Regions from separate parts of the Homo sapiens genome. Here region 1 is linked to region 2. Evidence: chromatin contacts called from ENCODE Hi-C or POLR2A ChIA-PET data. All regions are on one chromosome and are shown on one strand. The core of a region is the stretch at or near the end of the contact, and the rest is flanking DNA. Distances in the headings are between cores, read along the strand shown. Region 1 holds the start of JADE3 (jade family PHD finger 3). Region 2 has its middle 33 kb from the start of SLC9A7.

Region 1 (5,061 bases), core at 1,590-4,089, 120 kb after region 2:
AAATTGGACATCATCAAAATTTAAAATTTGGTCTGCAAAATCTCTTAAGAGGATGAAAAGACCAGCTACAAACTGGGAAAAATATTTGCAGATCACATATCTGACAGAGGACTTGTATCTAGAATGTAGTATACAGAATTCTCAAAATTTAACAGTAGGAAACAATCTGATTAGAAAATGGGCAAAAGACTTGAACGGACATTTCACCAAAGAGGTTATACAGATGGCAAATAAGCACATGAAAAGATGCTCAACAGCATTAGCCATTAAGGAAATGCAATTTAAAACAACAATGAGGTATCACTACACACCTATTAGAATGGCTAAAAGAAAAAGATAGTGACAATACCAAATGCTGACAAAGATGTGGAGAAACTAGATCTCTTATACATTGCTGGTGGTAATATAAAGTGGTATAGTCTGGAAAAGTTTGGCATTTTCTTGTAACACTAAATATACACTTACCATCTGACCCAGCAATTGCACTCCTGAGCATCTGTCACAGAGAAATGAAAACTTATGTTTACACAAAAACTTCTACATTAATGCTCATAGCAGTTCTATTCTTAATAGGCAGACATTGGAAACAACTCAAATGACCTTCAATGCATGAATAAACAAACTGTAGGACATCCATACTACAGAATACTACTCAGTAATAAAAAGCAACAAATCATTGAGACATGCAACAAACTTGGGTACATCTCAAGAAAATCATGCTGAGTGAAGAAAAGCTGATTTCAAAAGGTATGATTCCATTTATGTAATACTCTTGAAATGACAAATTTATAGAGATGGAGAACGTGTTAGGGGTTGCCAGAAATTAGAGGAGGAGAAAGCGGTGACTGTGACTACAAAGTGTAGCAGGAGGAATCTTTGTGGTGGAGAAAAAGTTGATTGTGGTGATTACACAAATTTAAATGTGTTAAAATTGCACAGAACTATATACACAGACTCAGAAATCAGTGCATGAAAATTGATGAAATCTGGATAAGGTCTGTGGACTGTATTAATGTTAATATCTATATTGTATTATAGTTATCTATTACCATTGGGGGAAACTGGGCAAAGGGTACATGGGACCACTCTGTACATTTTTTTTTACAACTTCTGATGAATCTATAATTATTTTTAAATAAGTATAATAAAGTGAGATAAGTCTGAAGGACTACGAATATTTTAGAACTCACGCATTTCCATATTATGGAATATAACTAGATCTTTAACATGGAAAACAGACAAAATACAAAAGAGCCTACATTATTGTTCATCCTAGAAATGTAAACGAAAATAGCCCAGGACAGTAGCTCATGCCTGTAATCCTAGCACTTTGGGAGGCCCAGGCAGGCAGATAGCTTGAGCTTAGGAATTCAAGACCAGCCTGAGCAACATGGTGAAACTGTCTCTACCAAATAAATAAATAAATAAATAAGTTGGGCCATGGTGGCATGTGCCTGTAGTCCCAGCTACTTGGGAGGCTGAGGTGGGAGAATCACTTCAGCCCCGGAGGTGGAGGTTGAAGGGAGCCAAGAGGTTGCAGTGAGCCAAGAGATCTCACCACTGCATTCTAGCCTGGGTGACAGGGAGCCCAGAGGTTGCAGTGAGCCGAGATCGAGCCACTGCATTCCAGCCTGGCGACAGAGTGAGACCCTGACTCAAAAAAAAAAGGAAAAGAAAAAAGAAAGAGAATGAGTTCATCATAGTTGCATATAGCACATTTCCAAACCCAGAGAGGTAAGCCAAAAAGGTTTGTTGCTTAAACATCTATATTAGGATTCAACCAAAGGATCAGAACCAGTAGGAAATTATATATATATATATATATATACACACACACACATATATATATACACACACACATATATATATACATACACACACACATACATATATATATACACACACACACACATACACCCACGGTGCCCAGCCTGCCAGAAGAATGCGTGGTGGGAATATACGTATATATACTCCCTGTTCATTCATTTCTTCGAAGCTATTGTCTTAGACGATTATGGTGGCCAAGTAAATCCAAAATCTGTAGGGCATACAGTCAGGAAGGGAAGATCAGGAGCAGGCTGGAACCAATGGACATAGGCCAAAGGTGTCATCCATAGGGGAAATTCTCTTTCTCTGACGTACTCAGCACCCTCAGCCCTGATTGAAAGGCTTTCCAACTGATTCCGTCAGGCCCACCTAGATTATCCAGGATTATCTCCCTAACTTTAAGTCAACTGATTAGGAGCTTTAATTACATCAGCAAAATACCTCCAGAGCAACACCTGGATTGGCATTCGATCAAATAACTGTGGGCGATAGCCTAACCAGTGGACACATCGAAAAAGCCACACAACATCACAAACCACCTGTGCTGGCAACTGAATAAATGAATTATGTTAATAGCCACCTTGGCTTTATTATTACAGGTAATTCAAGCACAAGCGACATAAATCAATAGCGGCCACCGAGTTGATGTATGAGAGTCCCACTTTGGAACTTCAGAGTTGGAAGGGGCCATGAAAAGCTTAGTTTGTATTTCAACACAGCCGAGGCATCTGCACCTCGTCCTCTCTAGCGCTCGGCGGGGCTGGGGCGTCTCGGGCAGTGGCGCACCCAGCTGGACGGGAGGGGAGCCCACCTGGAACGCGGCGCCGCGGGTGCGGGAGCGGCGAGTGGGCGGGGCGTCGAGGCGGCGGGTGGCGACGGCGCCCAGCCCGCCAGAAGAACGCGCGGCGGGCAGACGGCTGGGAGCCGCTCCGGTAGGGCGAGCGCGGCCGGCGGTGGGTGGGAGGAGAGGTTGGGGGAGGAAGGAAAGGGAAGAGGCGGAGCGTGGGAGCGCACAGTGTCAGGAATACAATAGTGCTCCGCGCCGCCTCAGCCGCCGCCGCCGCCCAACCGCCTGCCCAGCGCTGAGGCCTGACGGGCCGGGCGGACGAGGGCCGAGGGCGGGAGCTGAGGCGCGGGGGGCGGCCCCGGCGGGGGGCGGGGGCGAGGAGGGGATTAAGGGGCAGGTGCGAGGGAGGGAAGAGAAGAAAGCGAGCGGTTAGGGGGGCGGTTACCACTCCGACCGGACTCACCCGGCACATTGCCGGGCCGCGGCGTGGAGCCGGGCAGGAGCCGCGAGCCAGCTGCGCGAAGGTAGGCGCCGCGGAGGCCGGACCCGGCGCGGGCGAGGTTGGGGGCGTCGCACCGGCTGGGCGGCGGGAGCGGCGGCCTCCGGGAGTGGAAGCGGGCGGCGCGGAGCGCACAGTCCCGGCCCGGCCTCGCCGCGCTCCGGGTCGCTCCGGTTCCACATCGTGGTCGCCTCCGGCGTCCCCGGCGCCTTGGGGCCGAGAGCGTGTGTGGGCTGAGGTAAAGTGCCTGGTGGCCCCTCTGCCCGCCCGGGTAGTGCCTGGTGGCCCGGGCGGGGGGCGGGGGCGGACGCGCGAGCTCGGCTGCAGCTCCCGGCTACACCGGGCAGGAATTGAGCGCCATAACTGTTGCGGCTCTTTCCTCCGGTGCCCCCTCCTGGCGCCCCCTCCTCCGTTCCTGCCCTTTGCCTGGCTTCGGGGCTGACGGGGCCAGACCCGTGGCGGGAGGACCTGCTCTGTCGGCCGCCAGGGGTCGGATGCTCCAGGGAGCGAGGGCGCGCCCTGGCTGTTTAGCTGTTGGGGGGCGGAAAGAACCGAGTGCCTGGAGAGGGGAGAACGGGTGGTGCTGGGTGCGGCGAGGCACCCCGGGAAGCCCGGGTGCCCACCCGGCGGGAGCGGGAGCGCGGGCGCCCGGCGGGCTGGCGAACTTTCCCTCCCACTGGCGGCATTGTTCGAACTGCGGGTCCGTGGCCGCCGAGCGTCGGGCGGTCCGGGGGTGGGAAAATCGTGAGGGCTTTGCTAGTCTTCCGGGGAAATTTTCCCACCGCTGGGCACGGCAAAGTTAACTTTTCTCCAGCTTTCGAGTTCGTTTTATTCCCTCCGCCCCGGGGGCCGTAGTTTGTTTTTTTGTTTTGTTTTGTTTTGTTTTTTGTTTGTTTGTTGTTTTTTTTAATAGCCTTCAATCTTTTTCTCCCGCTTTTCACAGCAGAGCCAGTGCTTCGGTGGAGTCTAGCTTTAAATTGCACAGGGCAGCCTGAGTTTGTTATTTGTGAGGAGGGGGTGGCGGGATCTGGAGTGAGTGACCACAATGGTGGTATGTGGAGGCATGTTTCAAAGTTTTTATCGCTGTGCGGCCCTGGGACATATGTGGCTACTAGGGATTTGGCAAGAAACTTGTTTGGCCGCTTCTCCGACTTTGAGTTGCAAGGAAATCCGTGGCCTCAGATGTGCGCGAGTTGTTTGTGTGTGTGTGCCGTGAGGTGCGTTTATCTATGAAGCTGAGGATGAGATTCCCCCCTCCCGCCGTCTGATTGTGTAAGAAGTCAAAACCGTGTTGAAGGTGATTCCAGTGGTGGCCTGGAGGGAAAGGCGACCTCATTCCCTGTGTTCAGTCTGATAAAGTGAACTGCTGCTCTCTAAACTTGGGAAGTAATGAAAAATAATTTAGGTAAAAACTGGTTGCACAACGTCTTTGCTTAGTTTAAGCAACCCACAATCCACTTTCCCAGACCAGTTCTCCTGTTAAATACTTTCCCTTTAGCCACTTCTTGTCAGCCTAGGCTGGGAGGGGGAAAGAGTAGGGCTGAGAGAGGAGTCGGTCTGAACAAAGCATTGTGTTTTTATTTAGTTTAATACTTCCAAAACATCTGTAGACAATGGGAGTATGGGTCCCGGCCTTCGTACCCTTTGAGTAGTGTGGTTCTCATGCTTTTGTAGCATCATGTGATTACTCTTCGGATACGTAAAAATAGATTTTTTTTCTTTTTTGTTTAACCTAAGAGTATTCTACCTCCATAACATATCATTTTCTCTTTCGTTTAAAGTGAGCTCTGAGCTTAAATACTTGAACTGTAAAAGGATAATACCCTCTCTTCAAGGATTACCTGAGACCGTTGAGAAGTGTTTCAGTGCCCAGCGTGTATTCAACTTTCAATCGATGTTAGCCACCATCTTTGCCACCTTTTCTCCAGTTGTGCTCTTCTTTATGCTT
Region 2 (4,375 bases), core at 592-3,091:
CTCAATCTATGCAATAAAAGCTGAATGGAGAGTAAAGCCATATCAAACCTTAAGCTAGCACAGAGAGACAACCTGACTAGGCAGAAAATGTATGAGCATTCAAGACACTGGGCCCAGTCAAGGGCAAAGTTGGTAGGAGATAACATGGAGGTAAAATTCAGGAGTCCAGATAATGTCACACATTTGGGTCCCTAAGAAGCAGACACTGAGACGAAGCTTAGTTCGCAAGATATTTATTAAAGAGCGTCCTTACAGACAACACCTGCAATGGAAAGGGAAGGATGGAGAACAGGTCAGACAGAAAAGTCAAGCTGCAAAATAGGCCCAACGGTCTCAACCAGCCTCATGAGAAACGATAGAAATAAAATGACCCTTCAGAGTTGTCTAAGGCTGGGCCAAAAAGACCAGGCCTTATATTCCCGCATCCATCAGTCACTGGATATGAGCCACCAGGAGGTGCGTCATCACCTTGAACGGGGCGACTCTGCAACTGAGGCAATCTCTGAAAGGGCCAAGAGCTGAAGGCTGCCTACCTATAGCTGTCCTAGCAACTGGGACGAGTTTCTCCTTGGTGGGAGACCTGAGAGGTGGATGACAGTGTTAACCACAGACAGCAATTTGGAGACCTTATGTTCCTTTAAAACGCTTAAGTTCCTGCTCCTATAGGTTTGCCTGAATCAATTTTTTTTTTTTGAGCCAGAGTCTCACTCTGTCGCCCAGGCTGGAGTGCAGTGGTGCAATCTCAGCTCACTGCAGCCTCCGCATCCTGGGTTCAAGTGATTCTCCTGCCTCAGCCTCCTGAGTAGCTGGGACTACAACTGCACACTGCCACATCCAGCTAATTTTTTGTATTTTTAGTAGAGACGGGGTTTCACCATGTTGCCCAGGCTGGTGTCAAACTCCTGAGCTCAGACGATCCACCCACCTCAGTCTCCCAAAGTACTGGGATTACAGGCATGGGCCACTGCACCCGGCCCTCCTGAATCAATCTTAAATGCAGGGCCCCAAGCTCAGTCTCTGACAGCAATTCTACAGTGTTTCTTTCAGTCACCTCTGAGATTGGAGTTCTTTTTTTTCCGTCATTTTTGTCCAGTCTGATTTATTATTTGGGAATCATGACATAACTTTGCAGCTATAAACACATAGAGCTTAACATGTTGTGGCAATTTAAAAACATGTCCACAGGCCGGGTGCGGTGGCTCACGCCTGTAATCCCAGCACTTTGGGAGCCCAGGCAGGCGGATCACTTGAGGCCAGGAGTTTGAGATCAGCCTGGCCAACATGGTGAAACCCCGTCTCTACTAAAAATACAAAAATTAGCTGGGTGTGGTGGTGGGCACCTGTAATCCCAGCTACTGGGTGGGGGGAGGGGCTGAGGCAGGAGAATCACTTGAAGCTGGGAGGCGGAGGTTGCAGTGAGCCAAGATCATGCCCTTGCACTCCAGCCTGGGTGACAGAGCAAGACTGTCTCAAATAAATAAATAAATATATGTCCACAAATTCTTTGATTCTTCTTCCATTGAGAAGTGTGGCTTATGCACCTTTTCTTTGAACTGGGACAGGATTGTGACTGGTTTGTAGCCGCTAGAAAGAGGAAGAAATGATGCCGCATGACTTCCAAAGCTAGGCCAGAAAAGGCGAGGCAGCTCCTGACTTCTTCCCTGGGACTTTGACTTTTGAGTCCCTAATTCACCATGTAAAAAGTTGGATTATCCTGAGGCCACCATGCTGTGGGACAGTCCAGGCCATATGGAAAGGTCACATAGAGGTGTTCTAGTCAGCACTCTCAGCTGAGGTCCCAGCCAACATTCAGACACGTAAATGGAGATACTTCCTTGTGGTTCCAGCCCCCAGCCGCTGAGTCACCCCAGTCATCAAGTCTTCCCAGCTGAGGCCCTAAACATCGTGGAGCAGAGACAATGGACTCCCACTGTGTGCTTTGTCTGAACTCCTGACCCACAAAATTAGTGGGCATAATAAGGTGGTTATTGTAAGCCTCGAAGTTTTGGGGTAATTTATTACCAAGCAATTAGGTAGCCAGAACACGCAGGATACAAAGCTTACTATGAGCAATGATAAATGCTCTGGACAGCCTGTGCACGCTTATAGAATATGTTCTGTGTGTCTTTTGGCTCTGCAGGGACCTGGAAATGACTCAAAGAAATTCTTCCTTTGGAAGAATTAAAAAGTAGAATTTCTAGATTTAAAGCCTAGTTTTTGGAGGTCTACTGTGTGCTTTGCTTCAAGAGGCAAGTTTGTGACAAATGAAGCCCAGCCATTCTAAAAAAATCCAAGCATGTAGATGCCTCAGAGGATGTAGGAAATTAGTCATTAACCACACAAGTTTAGTTCCTGATCCAAAATACTGTGTGCATGTTTTGCAATTTAATCTGGTTGGCACTGGATTTTTGTTTCATTTTGCATTGACTAAACATAAGATACAGGTTGGCCCAGTTGCGTTAGTCATAAAATATATCAAGCCATCTTAGTTAAATAGCTTTTAAAGCTAAGAATTTTCTCTCTGGATAAAATAATCTCATTTAGATAATGTTTCCAGATACCTCCAAGTGAGCGTGAATATCAGTGTTTGAGCAATCCAAATGAAGGAAGTCCTTTTATTTTCATAGCAGCTAAGATAATTTATATCATTAACAAACAGAAGAAGTGAGGAATTCCACTTTCGGTTTTAATTAGAATGTAAAGACTCATTAAATGGAAGGAACTGAAAACCACCATCTTCAACAGGTCATAATGTACCCAATGTAACAAGTAAAATGCCTCGGGAAATTGCAGAGCGAAATTTTCCTGGTGCTCAATATGGTTTAAATTCTAGGGGTTGGATTAAGGAAAATATCTACCTTATTACCTATAATGTCTCCCTACTTATTCTAATCAGATACTTTAGAGAAATTGTTGGAGATCACTTGCCAGAAACATACCTCAAGGTTTCCATCTCACCTCTGAAAAGTGACTTAGAAGAAAAGTGACTTTTGACTCCAGTCAAACTGTTTTCTTCTAAACCCTTGACGTCAACAATTTTTACTTAACATGAAACCTATATATTGCAAACAATTTCTCTTCCTACTTAATGATATTGGGGGATGATATTGGGGGATCTTCCCGATAATACTATGGTAGGACAAGTTGAAAGAAGAAAAACCTCAAAAAGGTATTCTTTGTCACTTCAGTCAGTAGGCAGCATTTGATCCTGAGGTTACAGGGCTGAGAAAATGAAATGGAGAAAATATGTATTGAAGGCTTAGAGGTGGCAGGAACTATTATTATCACATAGAGAACTAAAGCCGAGAGATAGTAACCTGCGCAAGATCATGTAATCAGGAAGGGGTAGGGCCAAACTTTGAACACTGGGGCACCTTTGACTAGGAAGCAGTACTGCTTCTTGGAACAGAGCTTATGAAAAACGGGGCCTAGAAACAGTAGGAAACATTTGAATACACAAGAGTATGGTTACCCCCTATCACATCCAAGGAAAAACAGAGGAATCAGGTAGATCATGAGCTGGTTGTTTTGCATCTTTCTATTCCATTTCTTCTGTATTCACTCATCAATTCTAGCATTTGTCTCTCTATGCCTTGTTAGCCCACTCATCCTCCACTTTCCTAATCACCCTTCCTATAGCCTATGCACTTTGAACACAGAGACCCACCCCACTCCATCCTAGTTGCTAGGAGAACTTAACAAGGTAAGGTATTTCACAATAGAACTGTGTAAATTGTAAAGTGCCATTTAAATGTGAGGTATTATTATTATTTATACTAATTTGATGTTGCGTCCTGTTCTACCACATTGCCTGGAATGGAATCTAATTCTTCTTCTTTTTTTTTTTTTTTTTGAGACAGAGTCTCGATCTGTCACCCAGGCTGGAGTGCAGTGGTGCAATCTCGGCTCACTGCAGCCTCCGCCTCCCTGGTTCAAGTGATTCTCCTGCCTCAGCCTCCTGAGTAGCTGGGATTACAAGCACGCGCCACCACGCCTGGCTAATTTTTGTACTTTTAGTAGAGACGGGGTTTCACCATGTTGGTCAGGCTGGGCTGGAGAGTTTTTTGTTTTTTTTTTTGTGGTAAAACACACTTAACATAAAATGTACTTTTTTTTTTTTTTGAGACAAGGTCTCACCCTGTCACCCAGGTGCAGCAGTGCAGTGACACGATCATGACTCACAGTAGTCTTGATCTCCTGGGCTCAAGGTATCCTCCTGCCTCAGCCTCCTGAGTAGCTGGGACCACAGGCACGCACTACCATGCCTGGCTAATTAAAAAAAAATATGATTATTATCTCTATTTGAGACTGAGTCTTGCTCTGTCACCCAGGCTGGAGTACAGTGGTGCAATCTCGGCTCATTGCAACCCTCTGC

Evidence for each region. A loop is a pair of places that touch in the nucleus more often than their neighbours do. ChIA-PET counts read pairs that join two places held with the same protein, here RNA polymerase II (POLR2A). Pooled maps may share reads with other maps.
Region 1: POLR2A ChIA-PET joins it to region 2 with 11 read pairs in activated T-cell. The contact joins the promoter of JADE3 here to the enhancer-like site in region 2. A Hi-C loop is called at or near these places in 1 of 168 maps with a recorded cell type or tissue (mammary epithelial cell) and 6 of 50 pooled maps. POLR2A ChIA-PET finds 5 or more read pairs at or near these places in 3 of 52 experiments (HCT116, activated T-cell and activated naive CD4-positive, alpha-beta T cell).

The regions. Positions count from the first base shown.
Region 1 is chrX:46,909,582-46,914,642 of GRCh38, forward strand. It overlaps JADE3 (jade family PHD finger 3), which reads left to right and starts at 2,840. Exons shown (of 11, transcript NM_014735.5): 1 at 2,840-3,138. RefSeq lists an enhancer at 2,613-2,907 and silencers at 2,648-2,777, 3,218-3,627.
Region 2 is chrX:46,790,275-46,794,649 of GRCh38, forward strand. No RefSeq gene overlaps it. Among named protein-coding and RNA genes, the nearest start is that of SLC9A7, 33 kb to the left of the region's middle. Within about 2 kb of position 1,842, at least 14 of the 41 ENCODE cell types and tissues checked have a DNase peak (open chromatin) inside an H3K27ac peak, as active enhancers do; they include HCT116 and mammary epithelial cell, where a contact is called at or near this core.